2 separate regions of the Homo sapiens genome follow, and region 1 is linked to region 2. The links are chromatin contacts, found by Hi-C or POLR2A ChIA-PET in ENCODE. All regions are on one chromosome and are shown on one strand. Each heading gives the region's core, a stretch centred on a gene start or an enhancer-like site at or near the end of the contact. The rest is flanking DNA. Distances are from core to core; before and after follow the strand shown.

Evidence for each region. A loop is a pair of places that touch in the nucleus more often than their neighbours do. ChIA-PET counts read pairs that join two places held with the same protein, here RNA polymerase II (POLR2A).
Region 1: a loop to region 2 is called in a map of right lobe of liver, with 4 times the contacts of the local background. The contact joins two enhancer-like sites. A Hi-C loop is called at or near these places in 3 of 168 maps with a recorded cell type or tissue (mammary epithelial cell, pancreas and right lobe of liver). POLR2A ChIA-PET finds 5 or more read pairs at or near these places in 2 of 52 experiments (activated CD4-positive, alpha-beta T cell and common myeloid progenitor, CD34-positive).

Annotation. Positions count from the first base shown.
Region 1 is chr20:10,183,714-10,187,395 of GRCh38, reverse strand. The region is part of intron 2 of SNAP25-AS1 (SNAP25 antisense RNA 1); the gene reads left to right. All of the region lies in intron 2 of LOC105372524 (a long non-coding RNA gene), which reads right to left. Among named protein-coding and RNA genes, the nearest start is that of SNAP25, 33 kb to the left of the region's middle. Within about 2 kb of position 1,500, at least 4 of the 41 ENCODE cell types and tissues checked have a DNase peak (open chromatin) inside an H3K27ac peak, as active enhancers do; they include right lobe of liver, where a contact is called at or near this core.
Region 2 is chr20:10,109,391-10,112,894 of GRCh38, reverse strand. The region is part of intron 2 of SNAP25-AS1 (SNAP25 antisense RNA 1); the gene reads left to right. Among named protein-coding and RNA genes, the nearest start is that of ANKEF1, 76 kb to the right of the region's middle. Within about 2 kb of position 1,619, at least 2 of the 41 ENCODE cell types and tissues checked have a DNase peak (open chromatin) inside an H3K27ac peak, as active enhancers do; they include right lobe of liver, where a contact is called at or near this core.

The sequences.
Region 1 (3,682 bases), core at 251-2,750, 75 kb before region 2:
CTTTTGTTTCACTTTTACCTATATTTTTTGATTCAATATTTCTTTTGTATCTTTTCTTTTCTTTTTTGAGACAGGCTGTCACTCTGTCACCCAGGCTGGAATGCAGTGGCACAATCATGGCTCATTGCTGCCTCGACCTCCTGGTTCAAGCCATCCTCCCACCTCAGCCTCCTGAGTAGCTAGGACTACAGGCATATGCCACCATGCCTGGTTAATTTTAATTTTTTGTAGAGATGGGAGTCTTACTATGTTACCCAGGCTGGTATTGAACTCCTGGGCTCAAGCCATCCTTCCACCTTGGTCTTTCAAAGTCCTGGGATTACAGGAATGAACCATCATGCCCAGCCTGGTTCAACATTTCCACATTAGACTTTCCAATGTTATTTTTCACAGACACAGAGAGAGAATCATTACCAAGTGGAGTATTTTTCTGGTTAGGGCAAAATGGCACAAGGGTTGAACAAGGAAGAAGACAAGGTTGGCTTTCTGGGCTGTCAGAAAGTTATGCTTGTGATGTTGGCATCATTACCCAAGTATGGTTAAGAACGTGCAAAGGACATATGCAAAAAGTACATGTGCAGGAAGAAGACAGAAAGGAAGTGCCCAAATTGAGAGCAGTTGTTACTCTCTGGAGAATGGAATAGAACTCACACTATTATTTTTCATCTTATATACTTTTGGATTATTTGTTGTGTTTTTATCCTTAGAATCAGCATTTTTTATTCTATAATTTGAGAAATAGAAATTAGTCAAGAGGTGCATAGTCAAGAGGTGGTAGTGATTCTAAAGTCACAGAAACCATGGGAATGTTCAGCTGTGCCTCTGTCCAAAAGCCATTCACAGACCTAAGACCACATTCTGGAAAACCTTAGCTCCTGCTTGGATCTGCCCTTGTGTCTTCCAGGAGAGTTTCCTCTTTCCTGCTTAATCAATACAGGAGAGTTGTTTCTGGGTAAGTAGTAGGAGGGCAGTGAAATGCTGGGCCAGGCTGAGGGTTACCTGCAGACTGGGTCAACACAGACTCCAACCTAAATATTTACCCAGGTGCTGATTGCATGACTGTGCTTTCATTTTGTCATCACACTGTTTGCTGAGTTCCCTGAAATACCCTACTTCCTCTTACTCCAGACATTTTGCTATTCTTCCTCCCAGGAATCTATTTCTCTGTCCAGCTTCATGGTCATTGGCTTGTTATTGTAGATGATTGCATTAAAGGTCACAGATTTCCATGCCTCCATTTACCCACAGCTTTGGTTAGTGACCTTCCATACTGGTTCTGGGCTTGGCTGAGATGTGTTTAGCTAGGGAGACAGTAGCCAACTCATTGAAAAAAGTGGCTCAAAAAAGGGCATGAACATTTTGGCTTTCTCTCTTTCCCTTGGATCCTTGCCACAATCTAGAGAACAGGCTTGAGCTGGCCTGCTGGAAGGATGTGAAAGATACATGGAGCAGAGCCAAGTCATCCAAGCCAAGGCCACCCTGAACCAGGAACTGAGAGCTAATTCAGCAGCTGAGAGTGGATGCCAGAACAAGCCCTGCCAAGATCAGCCAAGACCAATCCAGATTTGCAGAACTTCCTAGTAGAAATGTAAGCGCATGAGAAATAACAAATGGTTGTTGTTTTATGTCACTACGTTTTGGGATGGTTCGTTACATAGTAACAGCTAATTGCTTCAGTTGCACATTCCTTTCCTCATCTGCCTTCCTCCTTCCACCTTACCACAAGCACATCAGCCCGTTTCTAAACAACTGCCTCATTTCCAATTCTCATAGCTTCCTTGGTCACATCTTCAAATACTTCCAATAGCTTGCATTCCACCCATAAGCCTGCAGAAGAGAGAGAGAGATTAAAAAAAGAAATATATTGAGGATCCTAGTGGTGGCCTATTTCATATGAGAGGGGCAAGGATTAAACTCTCCGTCTGCCCTGGGACGCAACTGAGGCAGGCAAATGCTACATTACACTGGGCCAACTGACTGGTTTTTAAGATGACTGTTCTTTCACCTACAGAGCCTTCATTCTCTTCCTTTTCTTGCTTACTTCACCACTAACACCATAGATTTTAGTCAATCTCTTCATAGCCAGAAAGCACATAATTAAAGGGCAAACTCATAACTTTCTATTCATAATTTAGAGAAGGAGGAATAAAAAGAAGGAAAGCAAAATATTTAAGTTAATATAGTTACAGGCTCTGTATATTGGCTCGATGCTGGTGGACACATGGGAAACTCATGTTGTGGCCAACAGGAAAATTATGAATCACCATCCCATTGATTCAGAACTGTGTGGTATGAACAGGTCACATAGTGATTACACGTTCCAGCTCTGCCATTTAACACCTATGTGACTGTATCAGTTTTCTCTGTGTAACAAACCTCTCCCAAATTTTGTGGCTCAAAACAACCATTCACTCATAATTGTTCATGAATCTATGGATCAACTAAGGGTTCTGCTGATTCAGGTTGAGCTTGCCTGATCTTGGTGGGGTTTGGTCATGCATCTGTGGTCAGCTGGAGGTTTGGCTGGTGCTGATTGATTTCATATAGTGACATGAGAATGATTGGAGTCTCTCTCCACATGGTCACGCATCACTTAACACGCTAGCCTAGGTTTATTCACTCAATGGTCACGGTGTTCCAGAGTATGCAAGAGAAGAAATCCTAGTGCATAAGCACTTTCCAGGCCTCTGCTGGCATCACACTTGCTCTGTCCTATTGGCTGAAGCAAGTCACATGGCCAAGCCCAGCATCAGCAGGGAAATGTACTACCAACAGATAGATTCAGAGAGGCAGGAAAAATATTGGGGCCATTATGGCATTGATTCACCACAGTGATGTTACATAAATCTCTTGGTTTCTCTGAGCCTCAGTTTCTACCTCCAAAAAGTGGATATAGTAATATTAGCCTGTTGTGGGTTATTATGTTCCCCAAAAGATATGCAGATGTTCTAACCCCTGGTAGTTATGAATGTGACCTTATTTGGGAATAGTACCTTTGCAGGTGCAATCAAGTTAAGATGAGGTCATTAGTATGTGCTCTCATCTAATGTGACTGGTGTTGTTATAAGAAGAAGAAAACATCACATGAAGATAAAGACCCACAGGGAGAATGCTATGCGATGACTGATGCAGAGATTGGCATAGCACAGCTACAAGCTTGTGAATGCCAAAAATTGATGGCCACCATTAGGAACGAGGAACAGGCAAGGATGGATTCTACCCAGAGTTTCAGAAAACATGGTCCTGTGAACACCTTGATCTCAGACTACTAGTCTCCAGAACTGTGATACTACATTTAAGCCACCCAATTTGTATTACCTTGTTATGGCAGGCCTAGTAAACTTAAACAGAGCCCAACTCATCTGGCAAAGCTTTTATCAAGGTTGAGTAAGAACAGTTACTGCTGATGGACGGACTCTAGTCCTACAAATGGTTATTCTGAGATAATGCAAATCTTATAGTTTCCTATTTGTAGGAGGCTGTTCAGGCAGGGTGGAGGTTATATAGTTGCTGGAGCATCAGATCAGCCTCAGATCTCTGGTGTTAGAGTCCCTGGGATTTCCAAGGGAGGAAAATGCCAGCATTGCTTGTCCTCCTGTCAGCTTCCCTCCTGGTTTGTAGTGTTACCGGGGCTCCTGACAGATCTGCCTCCACCAATCCCTGAGCTTGAAATGCCTGCAGG
Region 2 (3,504 bases), core at 370-2,869:
TCTTGAGGATGGCTTTGGGTCAACCTACTAAACAATGTGCACCTTCCAGGCCTCTGACAAACCATATCATACTTCTCCATTTGAAACCACATTTTAGAGATTATCCTTGTCCATGCTGTTCTGATTCTGTCCTGCTCTTGATGGAAATGAGTTATTCAAGAGGCAAGATTATCAGGGCATAGCAAGAAAAGTGGTTTCTTAAACAATTGTGCGCTGGCAAAGAAGCTTAGACGTTATGCGCAAAAGCAATAGTCTCCATCTGGGCACATTGACCAATATTAGGAAGAGCAGTAATCCTTTTTAACACTTGTGAAAATATTACAACACCTCATCCTGGTGCAGCTTAGGCTTTTGTTAAGAAATACCACTAGAATCGAGGAAGACATTATCTTTATCATGTGCTTATTAAAAACAGTGAGGTACCCTGAAGGAGCTATGATACAACCTGAGGTTACTACCTGGAGTTTGAGCATCTTCAGGAGAAAGATGGTGCTATTTTCAAGGTGAGCTCCAGCATTAACTGCGAATCTTAGCATGGCTTTATATACAAGGTAAATGGGGAAATACACAAACATCTGAGTGCACTAAAGCTCAATGCTCTGCTGTTTATGGCTACCCCATCCTTACAGTGATTATTAAGCCTGTGAGTAAAATCAGAAGGCAGGGAGAAAGCAAAATGAGAATGTTTCTACATGGCATTCCAGAAGAAGTGGATTATGAAATCTTGATTCTCACATATTTTCAAGAGTGTTTAAGAAAGCATGGCATGGGTGTAAGTGTGAAGGTATTGTCAAAACATGCAAATTATGCCTTCATTTTAATTTCTGGCACCAATTCCAGGCCTAATCCCTTTCATTAGACCTTAAATGCTTTCAAAGTAGTGGAAGGATGAAATTCAGCATTTTGGAATTGGCTCAGGACTAGGAGCTAAGTTTTGCTGAACAAAGAACGCACTGACTATAAAGTCAGTGAAGATGGCCTTCAGCCTTCTACTCCTTAGTATGCTAACATTTGTGCCTGAAAAATCTATTCTCTTCCTAGTGACTGGCAGATGTCCAGATGGGCTGGACAGTTTTCTTCAGGGCTACATTAAAGTGTTACTTTCATACACTAGGAAGCATATAGACTTCAGCATGAGAAGATGTGAGCTTTAGAGTAAGGAAACAATGGTATATAATGGCAGAGATTTTGCCAAGAGGCTGCTGGAGGTAGCATCAAGCAATTGGATCAAATGACTGGCCTGTGGGCTGTCACAGGCAGTAGAACAGCTTCAAAGCTCATTACTGCCTCAGCTTCCTGAGGCTCACATGGTGTAAAGGAACTGAAGGTGTGGAGGAGTGCGTATAAACAGACCAGCTTGGAAAGGGGGATTCAAACTTGCAACTTCAGATGAGCCTTTGGGACCAGCAAGGTACTGACGTTTGTGAGCATGTACCCAGCTGTTTCCTGTGTGGTGAGTTTATCCCCAACAAATACACCAGCTGGTGGAGTTTTATTTCCTTGTTGACTTTTTGCTGCTATCTAGAGAGTCCTGGTAACTGTAAACAAAGCTTTAGAACACTAATAAAGTGTCAGGCGCCAATGCAGTGGACTCTGAGCAGGTACTAAAATCCAGGAGCCTGTGGATAGGCACATGGCATGGGGGGGCCCCAGCCACACAGGATGATGGGGAGTAGGAGGAGGCCAGGAGCAGGAAGGTGGGATGAGAAAAGGGATCTGATTGCTGAAGTCCCACGTTCATTGCCCAAGGCCCAGGCACTTGTAGTAGATGCTGGTGGATGAGCAGGGGCTCTAGCCTCCAGCTGCTGTATTGACTGCTAAAAGCTAACAGAGGTCCTCTTCCCCAAGTATCACCCTAAGTTAATGCCCAGAAAGTTACACTCCCTAAATGGTTTTATCAGGAGAAGTCTATGGCAATGACTGGCTGATACAGGAGTACAAAAGGCGAACCACCTTGTCTTAATGATGAGGACCATCATGTCAGTGTTGTAATTTATGCTCCAGATCCTCTCTCATATCAGGCCAGGTTTAGATTTTTCCTGAGCACGCATCTTTGCTTGGCTTCTTACCCTAGTTGTCCTGTCTGCTTTTCTTCTTTTAGATGCTTCTTTTGAGAGTCTTTCCTCAAGAGGACTGAAGCAATGTGTGCCTGATTTTCCCTTTCTTGGGTTCTGCTTCTGGGGAACCCAACCTAAGATAGCATTGAGAATTTTAGGCCCCATTGCCATGGTTCAGTCTGGCAGGAGGAGGGCAGGGCATTGAAGCAGAAAGTCCCTAGAGATGTGTATTTGGGGCAAATTCTCCATGTGTCTCTGTGAAAAATGGCAGGTAGAAGTTGAAGACATACTTTGAGGAGCAGGTGTCAGCTCCTGGGGAAAATGAGTTGACAGAGGATGGGTGTCAGGGGCTCAACTAGGAAAGTACTAGAGCACTCAGTAAGAGAACCAAGGATAAATCCAGTGCTAGAGCCTGGGGTCAGCAAAACCAGGGTAGGGAATGCTATGACTTGTAGGATACGTGCAGAGTCAGGCTCATGTCTGACTCACTAAATCCTTGGTTGGTTTGTGGCAAGAGCTGGCCACATAAATCTGGGCAAGTTAATCTTCAGATCTAAACTTCCATTTCTTCATCTGTATAGTGGCATATAGCATGCATTCAATACCTAGTAAATATTTTATTACATAAATATTATTCTAAGCCACAGTGGTTAATGAAACTTTTTGCCTGAAAAAAGGTAGACCTGGCTTTCTAGACAAGGCCCACCTCTAAATCCAGACTTGGAAAGCAAAGAAATGTGAAGCTATGAGATACAAAGTAGAGGCTGAAATAATGGCTCAACCAACTGGAAAGCCCATGATGTTGCTTGTATGGTTACCCATGGTCTTGCATCTTAAAGGCCAGAATCCCGGAGTTGCCTTCTTGTATATTCAGAGCCAGTCTTAAGGGAAGTAAGCAACTGCATTGAAAGAGAGAGAGAGAGAGAGGCCAGGAATCCTCCAGATTTGGAATTGGGCCATTATTAATCTGGAATTGGACCCAAGAGGGTATGCTCGGGACAGAAAGTTGGCCAGTCAATAGTAATTGACCTGAAGTCTGAAGTTGCAGCAGTGTTCTTCTAGCTTGGCAGACACTACATTCACTATGCCAGGTTCCTAGTGCCCAAATCAAACTGGAATTTCCCAAAGATAAAAGCAGCAGGAAACCTTAACCACTCAAATATTCTTTCCCTAGAACTACTTTTTTTTTTTTTTTTGGCATTATCACACTTTTACTTGTACAGTATATATACTTAGGTAAATGACCAAAATAGCCTTACAAATAGTGGGATTATGGGTGACTTTCATTTACTTCAAATTTTTTTAAATAGAGAACATACTTTTATGGAATAATCCTGTTTGTTTGTTTGTTTTTAAGTTCAGGGCTACTTGTGTAGGTTTGTTATATAGGTAAACTTGTGTCACAGAAGTTTGTTGTATAGATTACTTCATCACCCAGGTATTAAAC